Linked DNA regions of Mus musculus: regions 1, 2 and 3 are each linked to region 4. A link is a loop called in an ENCODE intact Hi-C map of the cell type or tissue named here. Cell type or tissue: heart. All regions are shown on one strand.

Evidence for each region. A loop is a pair of places that touch in the nucleus more often than their neighbours do. Peaks named below come from ENCODE experiments on the same cell type or tissue, not always from the same donor. Only the 100,000 strongest peaks of a DNase experiment are listed, where the experiment ranks them.
Region 1: it touches region 4 in a loop (2.7-fold over the local background); 3 of 42 quality-filtered maps call a loop at or near these places.
Region 2: a loop joins it to region 4, with 2.5 times the contacts of the local background. A loop is called at or near these places in 3 of 42 quality-filtered maps.
Region 3: it touches region 4 in a loop (4-fold over the local background); 7 of 42 quality-filtered maps call a loop at or near these places.

What each region holds. Positions count from the first base shown.
Region 1 is chr6:146,633,428-146,635,927 of GRCm38, reverse strand. It overlaps Tm7sf3 (transmembrane 7 superfamily member 3), which reads left to right and starts at 1,336. Exons shown (of 12, transcript NM_026281.2): 1 at 1,336-1,542. The coding sequence starts at 1,467. In heart, a CTCF peak has its summit at 1,243; DNase peaks (open chromatin) are centred at 1,357 and 2,057; H3K4me3 peaks cover 1,582 bases; H3K27ac peaks cover 1,921 bases.
Region 2 is chr6:146,641,470-146,643,969 of GRCm38, reverse strand. Med21 (mediator complex subunit 21) reads right to left here and starts at 1,391. Exons shown (of 4, transcript NM_025315.3): 1 at 1,318-1,391. The coding sequence starts at 1,359. In heart, a CTCF peak has its summit at 1,355; a DNase peak (open chromatin) is centred at 1,529; H3K4me3 peaks cover 2,232 bases; H3K27ac peaks cover 1,809 bases.
Region 3 is chr6:146,429,114-146,431,613 of GRCm38, reverse strand. The region is part of intron 2 of Itpr2 (inositol 1,4,5-triphosphate receptor 2); the gene reads left to right. Among named protein-coding and RNA genes, the nearest start is that of Itpr2, 72 kb to the left of the region's middle. In heart, a CTCF peak has its summit at 1,451 (motif pointing right); a DNase peak (open chromatin) is centred at 1,463; H3K27ac peaks cover 240 bases.
Region 4 is chr6:146,500,923-146,503,422 of GRCm38, reverse strand. It overlaps Itpr2 (inositol 1,4,5-triphosphate receptor 2), which reads left to right and starts at 1,200. Exons shown (of 57, transcript NM_019923.4): 1 at 1,200-1,636. The coding sequence starts at 1,545. In heart, CTCF peaks have their summits at 884 and 1,084; DNase peaks (open chromatin) are centred at 1,212, 1,832, 2,032 and 2,482; H3K4me3 peaks cover 2,302 bases; H3K27ac peaks cover 2,052 bases.

The DNA of each region.
Region 1 (2,500 bases), 130 kb before region 4:
CATGGAAAACACAGACATTTATGACATAGCAATAACAAAATTATAGTTATAAAGTAGCAACAAAAATAATTTTTTGGTTTGGGGTCACCATAACACGAGCTGTATTAAAGGGCTGCAGTATTAGGAAGGTTGAGAACCACTGCTGTAAGTGGTGTTGCATAGGAATGACTCCAGCACTGTCCATTATGTTAATTTGTTTACTGATTTTATCATTACTATTTTTCAACAGTCTCACTATGTATGGAGTCTGTGTTCTCCTGTTCTTGGCAAGCTTCCTACCTCAGCCTCCGAAGTGCTGGAAAAACAAGCACCAGACATCCTGCCTTTTCCATTTAAAATGTTATCAATTTATTTTAAAATAGGTTTAGGTTACAGGAAAAATTGCAAAATTTCTCATACATTTTACATCCGTTTCTATCATGGCTGTCATTGGTATCCTACATTGAGACATATCTCAGTGAAAAGAGTGCGACAGGTTATATTATTAACTCAAGTTTGTGTTATGCTTGTTTTTTTTTTTTTTTTTAAGTTTTCCCCAGTCCCCTTTTCATAAGTGCCTTTTAAGATACTAAGAATCCTATTTGTGGCTTGGGGCACCTCACTGTGCCTCAATATCTCAATAAAATATGAAATTCATTAGTGGTGGCACAAGTTTATCTTCCCAGCCCTTGGGAGGAAGTAGCGAGAGGTCAGAAGTTCAAGGTCATCTCTACTGCATAGCAGCTGGAGGTCACTCTGGATTGTGAGAGACCTAGTCTTAGGAGGGAGAGAGAGAGAGAGAGAGAGACAGAGAGAGAGAGAGAGAGAGAGAGAGAGAGAGAGAGAGAGAGAGAGAGAGAGAGAGAGAGAGAGAGAGAGAGAGAGAGAGAGAGAGAGAGAGAGAGAGAGAGAGTTATTTTGCACAATTAGAATGACAAAAAGTAGCTGGGTGGTGGTGGTGCATGCCTTTAGTACCAGCAGAGGCAGGCGATTTCTGAGTTCAAGGGCAGCCTAGTCTACAGAGTGAATTCCAGAACAGCTGGGGCTACACAGAAAAACCCTATCTTGAAAAAAAACAAGGAATAAAAGGAAAAGAAAAAAGAAAGACAGAAAGAGGAAGAAGAAAAGAGAAAGAAGAAAAAAGGAAGGAAGGAAGGAAGGAAGGAAGGAAGGAAGGAAGGAAGGAAGGAAGGAAGGAAGGAAGGAAGGAAGGAAAGAAGAAGAGAGAAAGGAAAGACACAAAAGCAAGAACTCGTCCCGGCTTGCCCCGTGAGCCCGGGGAGCCCAGAAGCCCCGGCAGGAGGCGCGCGCCCGCAAGGGCCGGCCGGGGACGCGCGCGGCTGTCGTGCCGGAAGCGCGCGCCCGGCGGGGCTGGGGCGGCAGGTGCACGCGCGGGGCCGGCGCGCTAAAGCGATGCGCGCGGGCGCTCCGGGGTAGCAAGCGACCTGGCCTGCGCGCCCCTGGCCCGCGCGCCCCGGCCCGCAGCGATGTGGCGGCTGCGCCTGCTGGTCCTAGCGGTGCTGGCGGCGGGCAGCGCCGAGGCCCAGGCGAACTCCAGCGACGGTGAGCTTCCCGAACTTGCCTCCGCTCCTGCAGCAGGGCCGCAGGCTGCCCGGCTCTGTGCAGCCCTCCCCGGTTGCAGATGCGCGTCAGGCCGCGGGTTCGGGACCGTGTCCATCCTGCCAGCGCCTGGTTTGGGCTGGGAACCGGGAAGAGATAAGTAGCCCCCTTTGAGGCATTCTTCCCGGCAGGGAGCAGCCATGTTTGTGGTTTTAATTGGACGCATTGAAACGGCCTTTTAAACTGAATTTCGGGGAGGACGCCTGTAAGCGCAGCACCCCTGAGGCTGCGACAGGAGGATTATGTGTTCGAGACCGCCCGGAGAGTGAGCGTCAGGCCCAAACTAAAACCAAACCGAACCCGTCGGCTACCGGTAGCAAAGTCCATCGAGGAACTAAGGCGTTCCACGCAGTAGCTGACTTTGATACTCCGAAATCTAGTTGCTTTTTTAACTGGGTGACGATTTGCAGTTTGAGAGGAAAAATGAGCCAGTGATGGGACGTGAAATCCTAGGTCTTGTGCTGAGAGAGAGGGGTTTAGCGACTGTTGGGCAGGAGCGGGGGCGTTAATGGGAAGCATGAAAAGCACTAATTGTGCCACGCTGGTGGTCACGTGTTGTTTCTGGCTGCGTTAAGTACATTCCTTGTTTTGAGCTCTAGACAAGTAGCAAATACAATAGTCTTCTGAGTGATGGGATCATTTCTCCTAATGTTTATCTGTGAAAAGCCAGGGATAGTACCGCACTTTAGGATCTTCGAGTACAACTAAGGCCAGTACTGAAAAGTACAAATATTTGTGTGTTAAGTGTATACACACACACACACACACACACACACACACACACACACACACACACACACACACCTATTTTCTTGAAGAAAACTCTGGCTTACAGCAGAGAGGAAGCATTGGCCTCTGGCCCTGGCTGAATGCTAGGTCCGTTTCACAGCCTGAGTACTCT
Region 2 (2,500 bases), 140 kb before region 4:
TGGTTTTTTTTTTTCGAGACAGGGTTTCTCTGTGTAGCCCTGGCTCTCCTGGAACTCACTCTGTAGACCAGGTGGCCTTGAATTCAGAAATCCGCCTGCCTCTGCCTCCCAAGTGCTGGGATTACAGGAATTAAAGATGTGGGTCACCATTCCAGGCTCAGTATTTAGTTTTCCATTCATGTACAATTAAGCCAGAATAACAGCCAGAGGCGACAAAGTTAGAGAAGCTAGCAGTTTTCAGGAGCTTTTGTTGTAGATTTTGATTACTGGGCTGTTTTTTTTTTTTGTTTTTAACGCCAATCTGGTCTCCACAGTGTGCAGGTCAGCCAGAGCTACACAGTGAGACCATCTCAAAACAAAACAAAAATCCCTCTTGTGTACATTCACTGTTCTGTGGTACTGTGCTGTAAGAGCTTCACTCCACCTATAAGAGCCTCTTAGGGAAGATCGTAAAGCAGACTTAAACAAATGCAAAGAAACGGAGAGGCCAGGATCTGGCCTCTTCTAGACGTTACTCTCCAACCATTGGTGCTGGAGTCGCCAAGAGCGGAGGGAGGAGTGAAGGCCTACAGAAAGCAAGGCAAGCTCACGCCCTGGTCACTCATACACCAACCTACAAACACTCAACACTTTGTTGTGGTCTTTTGTGTTTTGTTTTCTGAGATGGGCTATCAAACTGGAGCTCAGGCTGGCCCGGAGCTCGCTGCAATCCTCCTGTCTCAGCCTCAGAGGTGGAATCACAGGAGAAATCCGTTTGGCAGGTTGAAATTGAAACGCGAGGGAGGGATACACACAAAAGTGCTTAGGCGTGTGCTGCCCCACAAAGGAAGTTCTAGAAGCATCCCTGGAACTTGAGTACTCGCTTCCTGGCTACCTGGCCGCAGACCTTGAGTCTCCTCAGGAGAGGCCGTCGTCGGGTCCCCTCCTTATTAGCGGCCACTCGTTCCCTTCCTCAAGTTCGCACCTCACCAGAGGCCCCGGGTCCCATGGCTCTCAGGAGAGACTGGCAGGTCCCACATCCTCTCAGGAGAGACCCCCGGGTCCCACCTCCCTTAGGAGAGACTGGCGGCTCCGACCTCCCCTCAGGACAGGCCCCCGGGTCCCGCCTCCCCTCAGGACAAGCCGCCCGGCCCGGTCTCCCCTCAGGACAGGCCCGTCTCCTCAGACCCCGCCCTGTGGACTACGTGAGACCCAGGCCTCACGGGGTGCGCCGCCCGCGGCGACCTCAATCTGCGCGCTCCCCGGGGCCTTGCCTCGCCCCTTCCTCCTCTCTCCGCGTCAGGAAAGCAAGGCTGGCGAGCAGAGGAAAGCCCTCACCGAGTTCACAGCGTCCTGCAGCTGAGTGAGTCTATCCGCCATGTTCACCACGCACGCAAGGGTGCGCAAAAGCTGCTAGAGCGCGAGCGATTGGCCAATTTATGACGCCTCCGGACCAATCACAGGCCTTCCTCCTTGAGGGGCGTGGTTAAGGAAGCATGCTGCCGGGGAGGGGCGGGGCCAGCCTGCGGGCCTGCTGACGTCAGGCGGGTGGGATCCAGGGCTGGTGTGGGGGAGGAGGGACGCGTGCAGGCTGAGCTGCTACGGGTTCGCGTTTACGCTGGACCGAGCCTGTGAAGGGAAGGTGCTTCCTCCATTCTGTCTGTTAGCTCTGACGAGGCTATGCCTCACGGTGTAGTCCTGGCTGGCCTGGAATGTGTTTTGTTTGTGAGGGGTTTTGTTTTTGTTCGTTCGTTTCTTTGTTTTGTTTATCTGGAACACTTGTTTTCCTTTGCTTTTACTTTGCAGGTATACCACAAAGCATACTCGCAGCCCGCCATTCACAACATTTAAATTCGAGAAATTAACATTCTCCAGGAAATCAAAATGGCTAGAAAAGGGTGGCTAATTAGTTTGGGGCAGGAGGTGCTTACCCAACTGGAGACTAGATTAGTGCTTTAATTCTGAGTGGGAGTGCCTGGGGGAAATGGAAAGCATTAAACAGCTCTGTGATGAGGAACGGGTGATAAGTAAAGTGAAAAGGAGGAAGAAGAGCATTTGAAGGTAGGAGGTGCAAACTCTGTAGACCAGGCTGGCCTCGAACGCAGAAATCTGCCTGCCTCTGCCTTCCAAGTGCTGGGATTAAAGGTGTGCGCCACCACGCCCGGTCTAGGCAGGTTCGATCTTAAGAAAGATCAGCTTCAGAATGTAAATTTAGAACTGGGGCTTCCTGACAGTTTTCCGTGTGAAGGGTGATAGCAGAAAGGTCATTTCTGTTAGCCTGGGGATATTCTGATGGGAAGTGAGTCCTGAATCTGCAAATACCTGGTTTGTGGAACTCAGACAAACTGTTTATCATAGTTTCCAAGATGATCATTTCTGGAGTTGGAGGTGGGTGGGTATGTGAGCCTGTTTTTTGTTGCTACAACTGAATAGCACAGACAAGCAATTACAAAGAACGTTTACTCCCTACAGTGTTCTGGAGGCTGGGAAGTCCACTATCAAGGTGGACTGTCATCGTGAG
Region 3 (2,500 bases), 72 kb after region 4:
CCTTCTGTGTTTGTTTCCTCCTTGGGAAGCCTTTTCTGACATCTGCCACATGCGTCTGCTGCATGCGTCTGCTGCATGTGTCTGCTGCATGCGACTTTATTCAACATCTCCAGACCCCACCATGGAAAACTTTACAGAGGGTTTCCTAAGGGTGGGACCTCAGTTGTAGCGCTCTGGCTGGACTCCTGTGGGGAATACAGTAAGCAAGGTTGGATGTTTGGTGTTTCCTAACCACTTGAGCCACATACTTGCTCCTCACTGCTGTCTTCATAGACATTTTCCTGGCTTCCCAAAGAAGCCATTTCAAAGGAGTGGCATTGGAGTGTTCTGGTATTTACAAAAAAGTATTTTCGGGGTCAGAAGTCCCCTTCCTGATGTACTACGATAGGAATCTGTAGCAAGTGAGAGACCTGTTGCTCCTCTTTTAGCAAATGATTGAGTCGAGGAGGGCGGGCCGTGGATCACAGGGCTCTGCTCTGGGAGAGCATCGATTTTCGATTTGCGGTTTTGTTGTACCGAGACGGTGAAGTTTGGTCACTGCCTCATATTTGTTGAAAGAGTCTACAGCATTAACTCACAGATGTTCTTTCAGAGTTGTGCTTTATAACTCTGTATAACCCTCTTTGTAGTCACTAGTGTGTAGGAAATAATTTCTGAGCCATGTAGGGATACACTGCCAATGATAACATGTCTCAACTGTAGCCTTTGTTTTCACCAGCAAGTGCCAGGTACTTTTGAGTCACATTGAAGCTGTGATGGTCTTCCAGCCTGGGTTAGCAGTTTGACGATGTCTGCTTTCTGCTCCGTATAAACTATCAATTTTGGGCTGGGGTTATATCTTAGTGGAGCTATAGCTTAGTGCCTGGCTAGCATTCAATCCTGAGCACTGCCAGATCAAATAAACAAACATTTGTTGTTATTAGTATATTTTTTAAAAACTTACTGATTTTTTTGTGAATTTCACATCATGTACCCCCTTCCCCCTCCCCTTGTATCTGCCCCCTGCCCTTGCAACCTCCCCTCAAAAGAAAACACACACACACACACACACACACACACACACACACACACACTAATAAAAATAAGACAGAGCATAGAAAACATCTCCTGTGGAAGCTGTAGTGTGTCACAGTGTGTCCAGCAGTGTGTCCCTCTGTCCACACATCTTCAATTGTGAATGTTCATTGCAATGAGTCTTGGGTCTGGTTCAAGGTCTCTGGCTTCTGTGACCCCACCAACATTATCAGATCCTCACTGGGACTCCTTTGGGTTATTCATGTCCAGTGTCATGGAGACCCTTCAGTTTTGGATCAGCAGGACTGGCATTTTCACCTGTCCCAACAGTTCACAGATAACACAGATTTTGCCGTGGGCCAACTAAGAGCCCTGGATCTAGGCCTGGGTGTTGGTTGAGCCGGTCAGCCCACTGGTTCTCCCTTATCCGCACCACCAGGGGGAGCTCTACAGCACAGCTCTAACTAGGCCACCCAATGCCACCATCATCAGGAGGCAGGGTCAGCTTTTCTGCTGCCCTCAAGGCCAGCTCACCTGAACCCATGCCTCCAAAGTCAGCTTCACTAGGCTGCCCAATCAAGGCATGGAGCCCACTCTCCCAAGTGCTGCAGTCTGTGAGGGGCTGGGCCAGTTCTGCACAGATCCTGGAAGTACACATGGTCCTGGTTGGCCGCCCCTCTCTAGTGTGCGTCCAAACCCCGGCTGCCACATAGCCACTGACCCAGACAAGGCCTTCAGAGCAGCAGCACAGGCCAGGACGTCACCAGGGCCTCAGGCGGGATTGGGGGCGTGGCTTGTGTCTCCAGTTCTATCCCCTTTACAGTGCTGAAACTGCTGTTCTCTCTCTCTCTCTCTCTCTCTCTCTCTCTCTCTCTCTCTCTCTCTCTCTCTCTCTCTCTCTCTCTCTCTCTCTCTCTCTCTCTCTCTCTCTCTCTCTCTCTCCACCACATGCTTGTATATTGTAGTGGCACCCGCAGCAGACTGGGTGACCTACTCTTTGTTGCCTGGCCTCAAGAGGGTCTTAGGTTTCGACAGCCTGCCCATGAGGCATGGCGGTAGGTGGGACTATGGAGAGTTCTTCTCCCCCAGGGAGTCCTGCGGAGGCAGGCAAGTCTCTGGGACTCTCTCCCTGCCTGCACCCCATGGCTTGGCAGTGGGAGGGTCTCTGGACATCTTTCTCCTCCCGTGCTACTGTTGTGTGGTGGCAGGCAGGGCTCTGTGTGTCTACAGGCCTTCCTGTAGTGCAGTGGAGGGCATCTTTCTCTGCATGATGGTCAGCAGGCCTCTGAATGTCTCCTGATTTTACTTTTAGCCTCCACTGCCATCAGCACAGCCTTGGGATACTGTGATGATCTCCTTGTCACTGACCCTAGCACAGCAGCCAGAGGTCTCAGCCCGACGCACTCTGTGTGTGTGTCTGTGTGTGTGTGTGTGTGAGAGAGAGAGAGAGAGAGAGAGAGAGAGAGAGAGAGAGAGAGAGACAGAG
Region 4 (2,500 bases):
CCCACACCAAGACTCGAGACTGGCATTTCCTTTCTGTTCCTTGCTGTCTAAAACCTTTCCATCCCAGGCATCTTTGAATTGGAAGGCAAAACTCCCCTAAACTCTGATTTTGGTCAGCTGTGGTTTGATCACGGCATTCGCCTCTTCAGTATCTTCCACAGGGTAGGACCAAACATTTCTAAAACAGTACTCTAGAGGTGGACTGACACACAACAGAGGGGTTGCTCCCACTCATGTCCTGCCTCCAGTTTTATTTATTATAACCTTGTGTGTGTGTGTGTGGGGGGGGGGTTACAAAGGCTGTCACCGGTTCCTGGAGATGGAACCCAGTTACCCTCACTTGTGAGCCCTCACTGCCATCGCTGACCCACCCACTGACGGTCACCAGGGTGGTCACCATAGCAGCTGCAGCTGCTGGATCCTTTTATCCAGTCATGAACTTAAGAAAAACAGGATCCAAGAACAGCTCCACAGGAGTGTTTCCTCCTTTCCTCTTCTCTTCATTTGTGTCTTCTTCAACCCTTTCCTCCCTCTCAATTAACTTTTCCACTCAAAACATACATCCACTCAGACTCCAGCTTTTACGGTCAGGATTCTCCAGGCCTCTGCGTGGTGGTGCGAACACCACAGCGTTTCACCCACCCTACTCCCACCCCCTCCCACCCCCATCGCCTGCGGGCTCCTACTCTCAGCTGGACTGTCACCGGCGCGCCAAGTTCCAAGCAGCGTGGTTGCTCTGCGCCCTCTTCCAGTCGGCGTCCCTCAAGGCCGGTTCCATCTGAACCCTCGTGTCGGCAGTTTTCCTCCAAACCCCTCTAAGTCCCTTGCCTTTTGCAAATAGGGATTGTCTCTGCGCGCTCCGGGTCGTCCTGTCTACGCTGGCTGCACTGCACCCCTTCCCAGCCCGCATCTGGAAAGTCCTGGGTCTCTCCTGGGTCCTTGGGGTCGTCTTCCCTCCCCTCCCGGAGTCACTCCAGACTGTCGCTGCTGGTCTCGGGGCTGCCCCTCCAAGATCACCCTGAGCCAGAACCAATGCCCCCGGCTGAGTCCCCGTTACCCCCGCAGCGCCGCCCAGCGTGGCTCCCACGCCTCTGTCCTGGCCGCTTCGGGGTGGCCCGTCCCCCGAGAACTGGCCCCGCCCCGGCCCCGCTCCGCCCCTGGCCGCCCAGGCTTGATTGGCCACGCGCCCCCCTCCCCGGGGCTTCTCCCCGCCCTCTCGGTCCGTGGGCACCGCCACCTGGTCTAAAGAGTCCCCCAAGGGGACCTAGAGGCTCCGCTCAGGCCGGGAGCGAACTGTGGGGACGCAGAGGGCTCGCGGGCCAGGGAGGAGGAGCGAAGGTGTAGGACAGAACTTCGCCAGGAACAGGAAACCTACTGCTGGGCAGGGGCGGCGACGGCGGCGCGGGGCCATCGCAGTGTCCCCAGCGGTGGCCTCGCTGCCGCTCCTCGAGCAGAGCTGCTTGGACCCCTCTGACCCAGCGGGCCTGAGCTCACCCTTGCGTGCAGCGGAGACAGCAGGGACAGCCACAGGAGCGTGAAGCAGCATGTCTGACAAAATGTCCAGCTTCCTCTACATTGGGGACATCGTGTCCCTGTACGCGGAGGGCTCGGTCAATGGCTTCATCAGCACCCTGGGGTAAGCAGGACGTGCTTTGAGCAGCGCCAGCCAACTCGGGTCCCTGTCCCTCTGGCGCGCGGCTTGTCTGGGGTCTGCGCCTGGGACAGCCCCGGGTCCCCTAGGTCTCAGCGCGCAGGAAGCCGCGAGCGCTTCTCAGCAACTTCATAATCTCCAACCCGAGACACATCCGAGAAGAGGAAGTGGTTCGCACGCCCCAGACAGGCCCTGCGAGCCTGCCTTCCCTGCCTTGTTTTGATTAAAATGTGTGTTTTCTCCTCATCTTCCCTATGGCCCGTTCTCAGCGCGCGGCTGGAAAGAAGGGTGGGTTGAAGTCCCAGGCTTTGGCCATGAAAGTAGGCGATGTGCACCGCGCAAATGTGGCTTTGTCCTGCTGGAGGAGATTACCAGCCCCTCTTCGCTGAAGTAATTTCCTTTTGGCCTTGCCAAAGGAGGACTCACTCCTCAGGCTTTGCCAAAACTGGCCTCCTGGGCAGCCAGGGTTCTAGAACTCAGCTATTCTCTCTCCCTGTCCATCCCCTTCGCCCAGTGAAAGGAGTTCAGCCTACTGCAAGGCCCTTGTGATTCGAGTTTGTATATGAACTGGGGAAATACTGATGTATATCATACAGAAAAGCAGCGTGTTAGTTAGGTTAGGACCATTTCTGGTTTCTAGAAAATTCCTTCATGGTGTTCGCGCTGGTGAACAGTTAATTGCACTCTATGATATATTTTAGTGCACAGGTAGTTTTTGGTTACTTCACAGGACTTGCCTCAGACTGTCTTATCTGAGGAGATTGAGGCTGGTGACTGCTCTCAGCTGTTAGGTATTGGAGTCCTGTCCCCCGGGCTGTGAGGGAGAGAGCCTTTCTGTGACTGTGTTGC